Linked DNA regions of Homo sapiens: regions 1 and 2 are each linked to region 3. Evidence: chromatin loops called from intact Hi-C (ENCODE). Cell type or tissue: Calu3. All regions are shown on one strand. Links, peaks and the distances in the headings refer to the core of each region. The heading gives the core; the rest is flanking DNA.

The links. Peaks named below come from ENCODE experiments on the same cell type or tissue, not always from the same donor. Only the 100,000 strongest peaks of a DNase experiment are listed, where the experiment ranks them.
Region 1: it touches region 3 in a loop (2.3-fold over the local background); 6 of 110 quality-filtered maps call a loop at or near these places.
Region 2: it touches region 3 in a loop (3-fold over the local background); 6 of 110 quality-filtered maps call a loop at or near these places.

Annotation. Positions count from the first base shown.
Region 1 is chr7:85,462,854-85,468,443 of GRCh38, reverse strand. All of the region lies in intron 2 of LINC00972 (long intergenic non-protein coding RNA 972), which reads right to left. Among named protein-coding and RNA genes, the nearest start is that of LINC00972, 45 kb to the right of the region's middle. In Calu3, for the core only: no CTCF peak of the experiment used is centred there; no DNase peak of the experiment used is centred there.
Region 2 is chr7:85,830,154-85,835,743 of GRCh38, reverse strand. No RefSeq gene overlaps it. Among named protein-coding and RNA genes, the nearest start is that of LINC00972, 410 kb to the right of the region's middle. In Calu3, for the core only: no CTCF peak of the experiment used is centred there; no DNase peak of the experiment used is centred there.
Region 3 is chr7:85,551,940-85,557,529 of GRCh38, reverse strand. No RefSeq gene overlaps it. Among named protein-coding and RNA genes, the nearest start is that of LINC00972, 130 kb to the right of the region's middle. In Calu3, for the core only: no CTCF peak of the experiment used is centred there; a DNase peak (open chromatin) is centred at 3,069.

The DNA of each region.
Region 1 (5,590 bases), core at 2,076-4,575, 89 kb after region 3:
TCGTATTTCTTTTTGTTTTTTTATGATGCTTTATTAAAGCAGTTTTTTATAGATGAGAATTTGTTTTAAAATTTTGCTATTACGAAATAGCATCATAAAAAATACCATTTGCATATGTGTTTTGAGAGTCCCCAGCTAAACTGGGGTTCCAGTACCAGAGCACCTAGTAACCCTGCCCTAAAGGAAAAGGACTGGGGCTGGATATGGGTGTTTACAGTATGCCTTTCACAGGATATTTATTTCTTTTACTCGGAGGATGGCTTAATGTCTGGTTGTCTAACTCGTGATGTTGGGGTGGAGTTGGGGTATCTGTCACATGGGAAACTTCTTTATACTGGCAGATACCTACGTTGTCTTTGTCTGACCTGTGTCCAGATTATGACTGACCATTGCTCTGGCACTGGAAGCCTGACTATGTGCTCTTGCCTGCATTTCCAGGAAAAAACCCAGCCTGGGGAAGCCCCTGGTTTTTCAGATGGAAGACGCAAATTTAATATACTACCACAATAAGAAACAAGTTCAAAGATTTTCACTTACAGATCCTGGGCAGGGAGGCACAATGAGTCAAGAGGGCAGTCCTCTGTCCCCAGGTCACAGGAGGCAGGAATGAAGAGTCAGACAGAGAGGGAGAAGAGCACATGGCAACTAGCGGTATATGTAAGTGAATATGGTGTGGGTCACTTTACATTCCCACGCAAAGCCTGACTGTCCTTTTAAAAGAAGCGGGAGAGATGGATCTAAGTTTTTTGGCTAGGTTGAGTCATGTAAGTGTGGTGTAGAACTGGAAATTGTGTCAAAAATGACTAAGCCCCGCTTCTGGTATCAGAAAGTTTAACTTGTATTCAAAATGAATGCCGAGGCAACACAAAATTATAACAATTCATCATAATATGTTGTTTTGTATTCTGGAAGGCCTATTGTCAGGGTGGATTTCTAAAAGTGAGATTATAGATCAAAGGGAATTTTCCTTGATAGAGATTGACCATTTTGCAAGACATGAGAGTTACTGCTTTCCAAAAGCCACAGCTACAGAATAAACCGTAAAACTTTTGAAATTTTCCGGTTTCCCAGTAATAGTAATCTCTGCATTTTTATAAAGAATAATATGGTGCATATTTTTGTATATTTTATGTACATTTATTTTTTCTGTGTAAGTTCTATCCATTCTTTTACCCATTTTTATATATACTTTTAATCTCTTATTTCTTCAGATTAACAGATTTTTATATATTAGAGAGATTAGCTAAAGGGTACTTTTGTGAGACACTATATAAGGTTTGTTTTTCTGTTTCTGCCTCAAATGATGTAGAAGTTACTGTTATCAGAACACGCCTGTGCTCTATTACAGGGCAACTAATCATCTTTTCAGGTCCAATAAAAATCCATGTCCTGGCTGCATCCTTCCCTGAGCACTTCTTCCCTCCTTTTTCACTAGAAGTGAAGAATGATTTATTCCCTCCATCAATCAAGGATGAAAGAAGAAGTGAGACAGGTTCTTGTGGACATCAGGAAATACAGTTTCTCTATGAGCTGTGGGTTTAGAGAGAAAGGGTTTGGAGGAAATGATTGTCACCTAATATAGAAGACATTGGTGGAGACTCATGAACACTATTCTCCTTGCTTTCCATGTAGTTGTGGGTTAATGGTCCTTGCACCTCCTGCACAGCTGGAGTATACTGCTGTCTGGCATTTAAGACCAACCTCTTTACACGTAGCAAAGTCCCTCTCTAAACCTCTCTGAACCACAGCAATGGAAAGGAAGTGACAGATTGAAAAACTGTGTGGAAGTTACAATTTTAGGCTATGATGATTGATTCCTTTGGACCAGGATCTGTTAAAATTCAAGAAAACATTTTTCAACCATGGTACTCATCAGAATCCCTCAGAGAGCTTCTTCAAAATTAACTTTCCAAGGCCCCACCCTACCCCTAGTGACTCAGAAGTTCTGTGACTACATCCAAGGCTATTGATGGAGATGAGGATGAGGTGTAAAATGGTACCTGGAAGTGTTCTGATAATGAGCATGTTTTTATAGATATATCGGTCATTCAAGTATATTCATTTTTTATAGTATTTTTAAAATGTGTCATTGCCTATTTTAAAGGATTTTTTATACATTCTGATGGTAACCTATTACCAGCTATCTGTATGACAGATAACTTTCTCACATTATAGCCTTGACTTTTTTTAATGTATTTAATTTGTCTTTTAATTTAGTTTCTAAAATGTTTAATATAGTTAAATATATCAATCTCAACTTTTGTGTTTTTGTACATTTTTGTACTTCTTTAAAGTGCATTTCCCTGGCCTAAAGCCATAATCTATCGTTTTCAAATTAAAAAAAACTTTCAATTTTTACATTTCAGTCTTAAATCCACCTAGAACTGATTATTTGCTTAATAGTATGAAATAGAAATCTAATTGTGTTATTTTCCACACATATAAGCAGTTTCCCAATGAATTTGTTAGCAGTCAACTAGACTACTCTTCCAAAAAGTTCTTCTTGTGAAGAAAAAAAAAAAGACTCAATACAATAGATACAGATACAGATGAGGAGGAGATTGTAGCTTTCAGTATACATTTGCAAAACATGTTCTAGAATCAAGGTCTTCTTCATGGATATACATGACCTGTGCAGTTGGAAAGAGTACTATATACCTAGAGGGGCCCTGAGAATAGTTCAATGTTTTGCTATTGGCATAATGAAATTCTTAGTAATTTTTCAACATGAAGCCCCACTTTTTATTTTGCACTGGGACCTTACAAATTATTTATGTAGCTAATTCTGTCAAGGAGACATTGTCTGGCAACAGTTGTCATTAGTTTGCTCTTACCACTTTCTGGCTTCTATTGATTGAGTTTTTACAGAATTAAGGACATATATCTGCTCTTCTTTTTAAGAAAAGATTCTACTTTTTGCTTTTGTTTTCTAAAATTAAAAATTTCAGCTGGCCCTCCAGATAAAAAGGATCAAATACAATTCATATGTTGGCTTTAGTGAAAAACGGCAGATTACTATGTGATTTATATTGCTATAAATAAGTGATAAAAATTATCAAATCAAAATTAGACTCTAGTAATAAATTGTATAACCATTAGAAAATGAATCAATCAATAAATATTGATAAATAAAGGATGAGATAGAGAAGGCAAGTGGTGACTATTAAACGTGAAGTAAGATTATTGGCACTTAACTATTTTCTCAGCCTACATTGACTGATTTTTTTTTCCTCCCTGTTGAAATCCACCAATTAGCAATATAGTGAATCTGATAACCTTCAAAACTGCAAAAGCTCTCTAGCAGAGACCTATGACCTGAACTTTGCTTTTCTATCTACATCTAGCTGAGATCAATAAACACTGAGTAACTGGGAATTGAGGTTAGTGAGGAAAAAGGAAGGGAAGTGATTTGATTCCCAAGAGAAGAATATAGGTTCTCAGCACAGTGAGATTCTCTGAACAGTATAAATGCATCCCCATCTTACAGCTGAAAGTCTGGAAAGTCATGATAGGAATGCGCCTACCCCACTTTAATTGCATGTGCCTGCAAGGATGGATACTTTTGGGTTTGAAAATAACATACTTCATTTCTCATAAAGATGGACATAGGTAAGCAGGGGGAAAATAGATTGAAAGGGGGAAAATAGATTGAAAGGTTTGGGGTGAGAAACATAAGAGAGAGTGGAAGCTGGGAAAGTTTGTAACCATAAGAGTGCCTGCATTTGAGCAGATACCAGAGGCAGAAAAGCAAGAGCTTCCCTCCAGTGAGTTCTGAGTGATTCTGGGAAGTAGAGCAGACTGGGATTCAGCTCATATATGAGAGATTACCTGATATAATTCTAAACAAGGACATATATTCTCAAACTTTAATTTATTTACTTGATATCATTGTCCAATGCTTAGCTAGAAAAGTGACAGAAAGATTCAAGGGACATAAATTAGTTAATTAAATCTTCATTATTTTTTAAACCAGTAGAGGGACCCATTTCTCATCAAAATAATTTTTTATTTCTCCATCTTTGGAAGTCATTTTTGCTAACCATACTTGATTCCAGCCATTTTAAATTATCCCTAGTGGTGTTTGGGGCTCTACAAAAATGATGATGATAAGGGCTATGATCAAAAGGAGGAGTATCTAAGACAAAGTCTTGGGGCAGGAGCCACTGGGATAGAAAAATGAAACTAAAAAAGAAAACCGAAAAGTAGCTGGAAGCAGGGTATATGTGTGTAGGGTGGCTTAAGAAGGACAGGTGGCAAGACATTTTTTTAAAAAGATGAAATGAACTATAAGCCAATTTGAGAGTCATTATGATTATCAGGAAATCAAAGAAAAGGAGATCCAAGGATAGAAGATTCATGGGATGGCTCTGCCATGGGCCTGAGGTCTGTGGAGATAACATTTCCTCTCCTTCGAAAGGAGGTTAGAATAGAGATATCTACTTTACTAGGAGAAAAGCAGAGAAAGATGAGAAGGAATGAAATAGTTATCATAACAGGCATCTTAAGATGTAAATTATTTTATTCCTTCTAAGGTAGGACAGTATATTTCCACCTATAGGTCAAAATCCAATACTAAAATGCAAAATCAATTTAGTAGTGAGTGACCAACACTTAAAAACAAAAACAAAACAAGAAAAAACCCAACAAATAAAAAGATAATATAATAGAAGTAAATGGAAATGAAATAAAATAGAATTAAAAACTATCATCATGCACTGATGAAAATATGAAAATAAAAATTAATTTATGATAATATTTTATCAATATTATATGTATATCTATTAAAACATTTCTTATTGATAATAGGAGTAAAATATATTTTAAATATAGACTCAAGAAAGCCTCTAAGTTTTCTTCTAACTCTATGTTGTTTAGATCACTGAATTCCTGAGGACAGGGAGAGCTTATTTCAGGAGACTGGAAGAAGGGCAAAAATAGGGAAAGCAGAAGATTTCAAAAATATCCTACATACACAAGATAGAAAAATGGTGTTATAGTGACATAGAACTTTGTGTGTAGTTTTTTAAAAACTTTTCAAGCATTGTTTTTAGTTAATCCGATCAGGATATGCACTTATTTCAGAGTAACTTAAACTTTTTAGATTTATTTGTTAAGAGAAGCAGTTAGATTTTTGAATAAAGGGAAACAGAAAAAGATAAAGCAAAATTTGAAACTTTTATTTAATCCACAGCAGAGAGCAGCTACCTACTAAACTTATTAACCTAGAAAGAAGACATTCCAACTATTATATTCTTACCATCCATTAAATTGAATTTGTAAGGGAGTAATAGAAGGCTGCTGGTTAAACCAAAAATTTGTGAAAGCAGTAAAACTAAATAAGCTTTTGCTAAAATATTATATACAATTCATGAGCATTTATGTTTCACTGTACAAATGTTAATCCTAAACTCAGACACTGTCTCACCGAATGAGGTAAAACTGAAGCTTGTTAAAACCCAGACAGTGCAGCTGAACCAAGGAAATGGGGGAAAGTATAAACAAATCAAATGCTTAAACTTGAAATGAAGACGTGTCAACATAAACATAACTGTACTTCTCATTTTCCTCACATGTAATACTGGCAACACAA
Region 2 (5,590 bases), core at 2,076-4,575, 280 kb before region 3:
CCCAAAATAGGTTATAATGAAAAGACTAAACACATAATATTTAGCACATCATGGTGAAATAAAACTCTTAAAGCTTGTACTGGTTTCTGGAAGAAATGGAGTCATTGCAGCCTTTACTAATTATCCACTTTGGCTAATTCTGATTATTCCAAATACCTTTTGGAAAGTGACAGGGTTGAAATTATAATATGATTTTGTATTTTTGGATATAACTGTATACTCTATTAAAAATCTATAAAACACTTTCTATTTTTTTAGTAGCATAGTGATCATTCCTTCTGATAGTAAACCGAATTTCTTGCTAAGCTACCTGGCTTACCTAGCTTTTCAAAAGTTTGCCTACACTATCATAATATATTTCATTATAGTTATTCTTTAGTCAGCACACAGTTTATTTTCTGAAAATAAAGTGCTTCTACGACAAATGTGAACTATCTCTCTGTCTCTTTCTTTCAACATTTGTTATTGGGTCTAAATTTTTAAAGTAAATGCAAAGACTCACACCTTTCCACTAACAAAATTAACAAGTCATGTGGAAAGTTTACCAAAAATACAATTCATCCCGTAATTAATTATAACTCCACAATACTGGTTAGAATTTTTCAAAATATTCTAAGTATATATTAAAAAGTGATTATTTGACATAAACTTTTTGGCTGTTTGAAGTATGCAATTATATTTTAATAATTCCTAAAAATCTGGTTAGAAAACAATTGTTAAAACCAGTATAAATTTCTGTAATGTGAAAGAAACAGATTTGCAGAAATGATAACTTCCTTGTGTCCTTCCTATCCAGAGCTGAAGTGGAAAACAAAGGCATGTAAGGTAATGACTTTTTACCAAAATTCCAGTTATACAGGGATAACTAATGAAAAAAAAATCATTGCTGTAGTATTTTTAGAGTAGAAGTTCTCAATCTTTAATGTATCTGAGAATTACCTAGGTGATTGGATAAAACACAGATTTCTGGTTTCTGCCCACAAGCTTCTGATTCAGTGGGTTTGATAGGAGTCTAGAAAATTTGCATTTTTAAAGTGCTTTCAAGTGATACTCATGCTTTTTTTCCAAGGACTATGTTTTGAGAACCACTGATAAAGATTTTAATCAATCAAATCTATTTTGTAGTTCTTAGTGTTTTACATATACCTTTTTGTAGATATTTAAAGACATCCTGATTTATATGACAAAGATTTGATGATTTACTTTATGTACAAGGGTGACTTTTGATCCTTCAGAGACGATGTGGTTGGTCCACAATCAGATGTTTAAATTAGGGTTCTCCAGAGAAACAGAACCAATAGGATATATAGATAAGATAGAGAGATAGATAGAGGAGAGGTCATTTATTATTGAAATTGGTTCACACAATTATGGAGGCCAAGAAGTCTCACAATAGGCAAGCTGGATAGCCATGATAGCCAGTGGCGTAATTCAGTCTGAGTCCATAGTATAGATAAGATAGAGAGATAGATAGAGGAGAGGTCATTTATTATTGAAATTGGTTCACACAATTATGGAGGCCAAGAAGTCTCGCAATAGGCAAGCTGGATAGCCATGATAGCCAGTGGCGTAATTCAGTCTGAGTCCATAGGCCTGAGAACCAGGGGACCCAATGGTGTAATTCTCTGTTTGAGACCCAAGGCCTAAAAACTGGAAGGGGATGTGGAAAGACATGTGCATTGGTGGGGAGCTCTGATACCTGAGAGCTGAAGATGAATGTTGCAGCTCAGGAGTGTTAGGGAAATTTCTTTCTTCTTCCACCTTTTGGTTTTATCCAGGACCTCAACCTGCCCACATTAGTGTAGGCAGGTCTTTTTTACTCAGTATACTGATTTAAATGCTAATCTTTTCTGGAAATACCTCAACAGACACACCTAGAAATAATATTTTACCAGTTATCTGAGCATCCCTTGACCCAGTCATGTTGACACATACAATTTCATCCTTTATTCTGTTGCTGTTTGTTGATTTTTAATTTTATTTTTGTCCACTTCCACTGGAGGAGAGCAGTTGCACAGATCCTCATATAAGACTAGCTAGAAGAAAATCTGAAAGCAAGTTGGGATGTAGTTGATTGCAAAATATGTATTTGTGTAATAATGACTTTTAATCAGTGAAAAAAAGAAAGGTCTGTATGCCTAGGATATTTTAAAGTAGTATTCCAAAAACAAACAAACAAAAACAAATGAAATAAGCAAAAAAGAAAGAAGGAAGGGAAATAATCTCCACATTAGCCACTTGGAATTACTAACTCTAATTAATTGAGTTAATAGTATTTTAAAACAATGTAAACTTTTATTTTTTAATCCTTTCATTTTGTATCATCAGTGATGATACAGTTTCCAATTACAGATGTTGCTTTGCTCATGAAAAAAATATTTGAAATATTTAGTTTCACACTAAACATTCTAACATTTTGTCTTGAGTTCGTCTTGGCAAGATATTTCTATGCTGATTTGGCACATTACATTTTTGTGAGCCGATGAATACTGTGCAATTCTGTGTGAACTCCTCCAGTGCAAAGGCATTTTGCACTGGAAGCACACCAAATGCAAGTATGTGTTCCTTTGGCTTTCGTGATCTGTAAGTAATATATAGCTCTACTGGTTCCAGTATACAAACATGAAAACTGAACAGTGGAAAATTATAATATCATTTTTTGAGTGAAGTATATTTGGACACATGAGAGCTGTTATCTTAATTCTACCCATTTGCAGAACATATTACTTAGTTCATTTGTAAGAAACAATATATCAGAAAAGCTGTGCCTTTTTCCCCTTAAAACATTTAATTTTTTGACCATCAGTATATGCTGAATGTTAACTGAACTCTTTAGTAAACTGGTTTATCTGCCACTTTTCCAAACAGGTATAGAAACTGTCAATGCAGAAGTAAACCAACAGAAATGTTCAAGAAGATAATTCTACTTACTTCTATAGTCAAAAAATGTCAGTTGACAGCAGTTAGAGTGAAATTATTGGAAAACATAAATTTTAAATAACATATTTATGAAAGTCTAACTGCATACTAAAATATTATCTCTTGGTAAAATTTTATCTGAAATTGAAGAGGCATGGGGTAGAGATTATTAGAACTGTTACTAGAAAGATTTCATGAACAATGCTAATAAGCATTTATAAATCATTAATTTTTTTCATTTATCTCTATCATGGAAGAAAACACAAAAACAATATTTGTTAAATTTTAATGTCTGTCCTTCTCATGAAGAGGTGAGAAATGTGTGGCACTTTTGTATCCTATCCAAATAGTAAGTAATCATTTTAAAAGACTTTTCAAATGCTTAAAGTTTCCAGGATTGTATTTAGTAACGTAAAGCCCTCCAAAATTGGCCAACATTTCCCACGTAGTGAATTGAGCTGTTACGAGGTCCCATTCAGTCATCAGAAAAGATGCTAAGTATGAAGGGGAGACATTTAGGTCAAAGCTAGAATGCAGAAAAATAAAGTAAGGCCACAAAAGAGTCCCTGTCAAAGAGAAAGTGTTCAGATATACACCCATTATTAATAAAAACGACAGCTTGATCTGATTCCATCTTTCATTCAGGAATGGCATGAAGAAAATCTTACTAATCTCAAGAAATATCCAACTGTACCTCCACATTATATGAGATCCTGACATCAGTTAGTGTACCTTAGGAATGCTCTCCCGTTATTTTCTTTCTTTAGAACCAATGTATAAACCTCCCTTTCTTTTCACACAGTCATTCCACTGTTTGGAACTTCTGGTAACATTAAAGTTCATTCCCTTGTGGTAATTGATACATCAGTCACACAAGCCATTTTTTCTGTATATTCTTAAAGTATCACTGTAGATCAAAACATAATGTAAAAAGATAAAAGTGACCTGTGTTTGGAAATGTAAAATTTACTCTCCTTTAACCACCCACTTTTCAATTTCCTCTCAAGGCAAACTTTGAAGGGCCATTCTGAGACTCTTTTTTTTTTTTTTTTTTTTTTTTAATTCCTTCCTGAGGGACTTGTTTTTTCTTTTGAAAGGGAAGAATGGGTTTTGCAGACTTTTCTCATATAAAAGGAAAATACAAGATAAAATAGAACAGAAAAAAAGCATTTCCCCAACAACAAAACAAAGTTGGAAAACAGCTGTTTAGCAACACCTTACTTCCCAAACACACTGATAAGGAATTATTATTTTGCAATAGAAATAATGATAAACATAAAGTTACTGTCTTGCACTATGATTTTGAATGTATGCTCTGACATTTCACTTCTAATTTTCCCCTGGTTTGGCCTTGTGACTACCATGAACAAAGCAAACAGCCTTCACTGTCCTTTCTTAGCTGTGAAGTACAGATAATTCTAATTTCTCTGCTAACCTTTCAGTGCCACTGAGAGAATGAGATGAGAAGATGGTGCACATGCTTTTAGAACCTTCAGATGTTATTTAAATACGTAGTGGTTTTCATATTGTTGTTGATTTGATAAAGTAATATAGTATTCATTCATTTACTCAATTATAAATTATTCAATACATATTTATTAACTGTCTAATGTGAAAAATTTGAATGAAGGTTTTTGCTGATGTAGTATTTTTAAAAAAGTTGAAAAACTATTATTTTTGTTTAATGTTCTGAGAAGGAAAAGAAAACAGACACATAATACATTATTAGATTGTTCAAATTGGAAATTAAAGTAATAGGAAACCTTTAAATAATTCATTTTGAAAATACAGTCTAGCAACATCAAATAAGGAAAGAATAGATGATAATACAGAAGGGAGGCCCCATGTGGGAATGGAATATACAAGATTTAAAGAACCTGGTACTTCTGGAAGAATTTAGTAATTTTTATGCCCTTTAAGTGTCTCTCTAATATTTACTTGTTACCCAAATATAAGTTATATCAGGAGACAATATGTGGTTAAGATATTAAGAGGATAAGCTACAGTGCCAGATTATCTGTGTTTAAATCTTGGCTCTAATATTATAGCTAAGTGGACGTTCAAAAAGTTTCTTCAGTTCTCTATGCTTATATTTTCTTACTGATAAACTAGGATGATAATCACACCTACTTTGCAGGATTGTTGTGTGGATGAAATAAATTCCTATGTGGGAAGTGCTTGGAGGAATGTCTGGGAGCCTCTGAACCATTAGAGCTGTTTAAATATTATTGTTATCTGCATATTTTTCTTCAGAGTCTCTAAATAAAAACCTTGCACACTAATTCACAATATGAAGATCATTTATAATAACTATCCCAGATAATTTAGGGCACAGATAATAATAACATTAATAATTACCACATATAAGGAGAGATTAGCTTTGCCTTGCACTGTCCTGAATTTGTTACATGCCGCATTTATCATCTCAACCTTATGTAGTTACTAAAATTATCCCCATTTTGCATGTAAGAAAATGGAAGCATCCTAAGAAAAACTAATTTACCCAAGCTTGTACAGCTAGAAAATGATTGAGCTGTGGTTTGAATCTAGACACTCCATCTCCAGAACTTGCACTGTTAACTTCCAGTGCCTTGAAAAGTACCATATAGATATAAATATTAATATCTGTGGTATCTCTAAGCTACTTAAAATGTTGACAAGGACATCCAGT
Region 3 (5,590 bases), core at 1,997-4,496:
GCCCTCAAGCAAATTGTAAGTTATTGAAGGAAGACTTATAAAGACAAATAAATAATTACAAAGAAAATTTAGTTATAATGAATGGTGAGAATAAGGCTAGAAATGCTAAACCACAGATAACCTCTTTCAACATCTTGAAAATGCATGTCTGCTTTATCTTGATCAGAAAAGTGTCTTAGACCAGGGCAAAAGGATTGTGTCAGTGAGGCTCAGAAGTCGGGAGATCCATATTAATGTTTTAAGGAAAGTCAAAATAATGGGGCTTCACATCTGAACACATGCGGTGATGGACAAAAAAAAAAAAAGAAAAATAATGGTAAATCTAAGATTGTATTTCTTCTAAGTAACTTAAAAATACTATTTTATTTTTAATATAAGCAAGCAGATGAGGAAAATAATAAAGTTGAGGAAATAATGAGATCACACTGAGTTTGGGTTATTGACTTTGCCCTACTGGAAGCCTTCTCTGATTTTGATCGACAAAACTCCCTACATTTTCCTGGGTTTCCTCAGCACTACGACATGTTTCAATCACATCATTTATCACATTGTGCTTGAAATAATGTGTACATAACCAATGGTGTGCTAGTGTCAACTTTTACAAATTTGCAAAAGCTAACTATGCACATTTCCTTCCCAATCCCTACTTCAATGACTTCAGTTTGGTAGCCTAAAACCTGTCATGGTGGGAGCATTAACACCAAAAATATTGGCAAATGCTTCAAATCAGGCTCTCTCTTTTCCCTGAAGAGGTGATTGCTAAACACCTGTCAGCATATCCCTATGTTTAACTTGTTTCTTCTTAGACTATAAGCTTTTTAAGAGCATAGCTTGGGCCTTACCCATACATGTACTCTCCTTGTGGTGCAAGTATGACAATGGATGGTGGTTTCATTGAATTTTTAAAAAATGTCTGTTGAATTAACAATCAGAGAAAAACATTCAACATAAGGTTGAAAATGTGGTTTGGAGTTTACTTTTGAGAACATAACATGAGCTATGTATGGACATGGTCATAGTTAACTTCGAGAAAAGAAGAAAATAACACATATGTGTAATGTGCCTTAAAGCTTGTGCAGCTATTTCATTTATATGTCAAAATTCAGGAGAAAAATCTTCTTAACATGGAATTTATTTATATTATAATAATCTTAGAGTCTACCAATATGTGGTTTATGGAACCATCTGGAGATCATGACAAAGGAGCTTTAACTTAGGTCCATTTGAACAAAAACAGCATCATATTATGTAGATAAGCATAATAGTAAGGTAGATGAAGTTTACCTCTGCTTCTCCCTTCAGGATCACACTGTCTTCTCAGTATTCTATGACACCTGATCATATGAAATAATATAAGTTATTTAAATGCACAACTCATAATACCTATAGATTTCTACAGAGAAATTCAATTTTAAGTGTATAAAGCTATGTTTACTTTGAATAAAGGAGTAGGCATCTAAAGGTGGGGTTTCAAATTAGTGAGCTAGGTAAAAGGATAATCAGAGCATAGGATTTCACTGGTCCTAAGCCTGACTACAGGTAGCTGGTCACTCTTTACATCATTTCATAAGATGAGGTACATCTGGACATACTAGAAAATTCAAGGTTCTAAATCATACTTGTTCCTTGATACAACCAAATTCCTTTATCCTAAAACAGCTCAACAACACAAAGAACAATTATATTGGCCAAATAAAAATTGAGCGCATTCAATAAAGCAAAACATTTTGTACTGTACTTTGTATTTATTTAAGTGATATATTTATTATCACTCTAAAGGCATAAAAATAAAATCATATTAGTTATAAATTTAACTGGTCATCTTTATTGAAAAGCAAATATGATATCCTGACTGTCCCAGAAAATAAAAAACATATGGTTACTATAAATATGATTAAGTCTTACTTTGTGCTTTTCAGCGCGGCATGGTGAAACAAATCAGGTTTCTCATCCTTCTAACATCATTTGTGTCTCTAAAATCTATGTAAATGGATACGCATTAGGGGACACCATTCAGAATTTAAGCGACAGTCTTTTCAAAAAATGAATTAATATGTCTTTTTTAGAAATTGCTTTGTCTTCTAAATATATGTTTTTAAAATGTCTTTGTTGTTTTATTAGTTATTAAATCACTAGAATCTACTTGGAAATGATTTCTTGTATTTGTATTAGGTAATAGCATAGGTATCATCATCCTAGACATGTTTTCAACATTTTTTCCTCCCTAATTTAAATCTATACTGCATAACTTTTTTGAAATGTCCACATAATTTTTCATTTTAGGCCTTTACTGATTGTGTGTACTATCATGACTACGTATTTTAATTGTTCAATTTTGTGTTTTTAAATAGCTGCCGGTCGTGTGTGTTTTCGTCACATAAAGCCCTTTATAATTAAGTGTAGGATCACAATTAGATTTATTGCAAAATAACAAAAATGTTTGCTGTTTTTAGAAAGTCACAATTTCCAATTTCTAAGTCAGCCAGTTTGGAGGACAAGTTTAATTTAACAATGACGTTGTCTAATATTTCACAATATTCAGTGATCTATTTATAATCCACTTATCAGCTTTGTGTCCTTGAATTCATCTTTAAGAAGGGGATTTTCCAGTAAATGCACCATAATGCTGCTGTAAGGATGGAAAGAGATAATTAATGTAGTTGGGATATAATACACCCTCCATATTAACAGCAGCTATAATTAAGAATGTCATATGTTTTTAACTTTAATTAATTTGTAAACTAAGTCATAAAAATGATAAAAAGACTGTTACAAATTACTTAGTCAGTGTATTTATAAAAAGTTGACCATATATTTCACTAGTATTGCTTGCTTTTGTTTCAAAAAGTTGATTCAATTAAACTACAAAACCCTGTATAAAAGCCTCCATTATCATCATAAGTATTCACTTGAATCTAGGTGTTGACACCAGTGCATTTCTCTAATTATTAACAGAAAGAATGATTAAAATCCAAAGCTGAGTCATTGGGCTTTTGAAACAACCAGTCCTTTGAAAAATCAGGATTTAGGACTTTTTGTGGGCTGATATTTACACAGTTACCAGCAGGTGGCAGTATGTATATGAAAGTGTGTCGTAAATAATGCAACTTGCAGGTTACTGGCTATTACTAACCAAGAGATGTGCATGCACTTAAAAACACTATTTACAGGGGAAATCATGGGTTTCTAACTGCTTTGAAATTCCTTGTTATTATCTTACCATGTCCCTCAAGGAAGACTATATGGTTGTCACTTGTGAACTGCATGAAATCTTAAATCTAGCCAAGGTCCAGCTTTCCAGGGAGGTCAGAGTTACTGGCTGACCTTGGCTTGACACTTCTCTGTCACTTATGATAATACAGCCTGTTTAACTATGAGATTTTCTAAGATACACTCTCATAAATAATTATTTGTTGAGGAGTTCTTCAGTCTGCACATATGCAGACAGTGCTATGCTGTGCCATCCATAGCAGACAGGGCTATATTGAAAACATGAATAAGAAAGGATGAAAATAAAAGCAGAGAAAAAAATTCTAATGTAGATTATTAAGACTTACTAAACGATAAAATTATATTTTTTTCAGCCAACTGGGAGAAAGTATAATCTTGTTGTAAAATTTAATATGGAAGTATATATGGAACTCCACATTTTTCTTTTTTTATCTTGCCACTCTTGTCTTTAAAACCTATGTATGAAGGTCAGAGGTCACTTATCATAGTAGTTCGCCCTCCCTGGTTTCCCTGGTCATGACTATGGCTTTTGCAGAAGATGTGTCAGCTAAATGGTGATAGAGATTTCTAGACCAGGCAGGGTTGGTAACTATCAGTGACTGAAAATATGGAGCACTGGTGAGTGGTGTGGAGAAGGCAAGAAGTACTTGAGGAAGCAGTGGCAATGGAGGAGGTCCTTGCTATTTACACTGAATTTATGAAAGTTTCCTTTTCCTTTTTTCTCCTAAGAAAAAGTACTTACCTGCATGTTTTTATATTATATCTTGCATATTTTGTTTAAAATATGAATATGCTTGTGTGCATCTGTGTAAATAGGCAAGGAGAGAGTAAAAAGGAAAGTGGCATTAAAAATTTATCATTTTCCCTGAAAATTTATTTTGCAGTTTAGAGTCATAAATATTTTGTGAATTCTTAACCTCAATGAAAATCTGAGATACAAAGCATTCTGAAAAAAACATGTAACTTACTTACTGATTCCTCTGTTCAAGAAAGAAGGCCATATAGTAGCTGTGTTTCTAGGTGTTTGAGGAACTACCACACTGTTCTCCATTGTGGCTGTACTAGTTTTCATTCCCACCAATAATGTATAAGAGTTCACTTTCCTCTGCATCCTTGCCAGCATTTTTTGTCTTTTTGATAATAGCTATTCTAAATGGAATGAGATGATACCTTATTGTGGTTTTGAATTGCGTTTCCCTGATGATTCGTGATGTTGAGTATTTTTGTAAATATTTTTTGGCCATTTGTATGCCTTCTTTTGAGAAATATCTGTTTACATCATTTGCCCATTTTTTAAAGTTTAACTTTTATTTTAAGTTCAGGTTTGTTATATTGGTAAACTTGTGCCATGTAGAGTTTGTTGTACAGATTATTTTGTCACCCAGGTATTAAGCCTAGAATTCTTTATCAATTTTTCCTGATCCTCTCCCTCCTCCTATCCTCCACCATCCAATAGGCCCCAGGGTGTGTTGTTCTCTTCTGTGTGTCCATGTATTCTCATCATATAGCTCCTACTTATAAGTGAGAACATGCAGTATTTGGTTTTCTGTTCAGTGTTAGTTTGATAAGGGTAATGACCCCCAGCTCCATCCATGTTTCTTCAAAAAGATATGATCTTGTTTTTTTATGGCTGCTTAATATTCCATGGTATATATGTATCATATTTTCTTTATCCAGTTTGTTATTGATGAACATTTAGGTTGATTCCATGTCTTAGATATTGTGACTAGTGCTACAATGAACACATGCTTGCATGTGTCTTTATGATAGAATGACTTATATTCTTTGGGTATATACCCAGTTATGGGATTGCTGGGTCGAATGGTATTTCCGTTTTTAGGTCTTTGAGGAATTGCCACACTGTCTTCCACAATGGTTGAACTAATTTACACTGTGACCAACCGTGTATAAGCATTCTTTACTCCACAACCTTGCCATCATCTGTTATTTTTTGACTTTTTAATAATAGCTATTCTGACTGGTGTGAGATGGTATCCCATTGGGGTTTTGATATGCATTTCCCTAATGATCATTGATGTTGAGCTTTTTTTATATGATAGTTGGCTACATGTATGTCTTCTTATAAAGTGTCTATACATGTCCTTTGGCCACTTTTAAATGGTGTTGTTTTTCTCTTGTAAATTTGCTTAAGTTCCTCATAGATGCTGGATATTAGAACTTTGTCAGATGCATAGTTTGCAAAAATTTTCTCCCATTTGTAGGTTTCCTGTTAACTCTGTTGACATCTTCCTTTGTTGTGCAGAACTCTTTAATTAGATCCCATTTTTAAATTTTTGCTTCTGTTGCATTTGCTTTTGTTGTCTTCATCATTAAATCTTTGCTCGTTCCTGTATCCAAA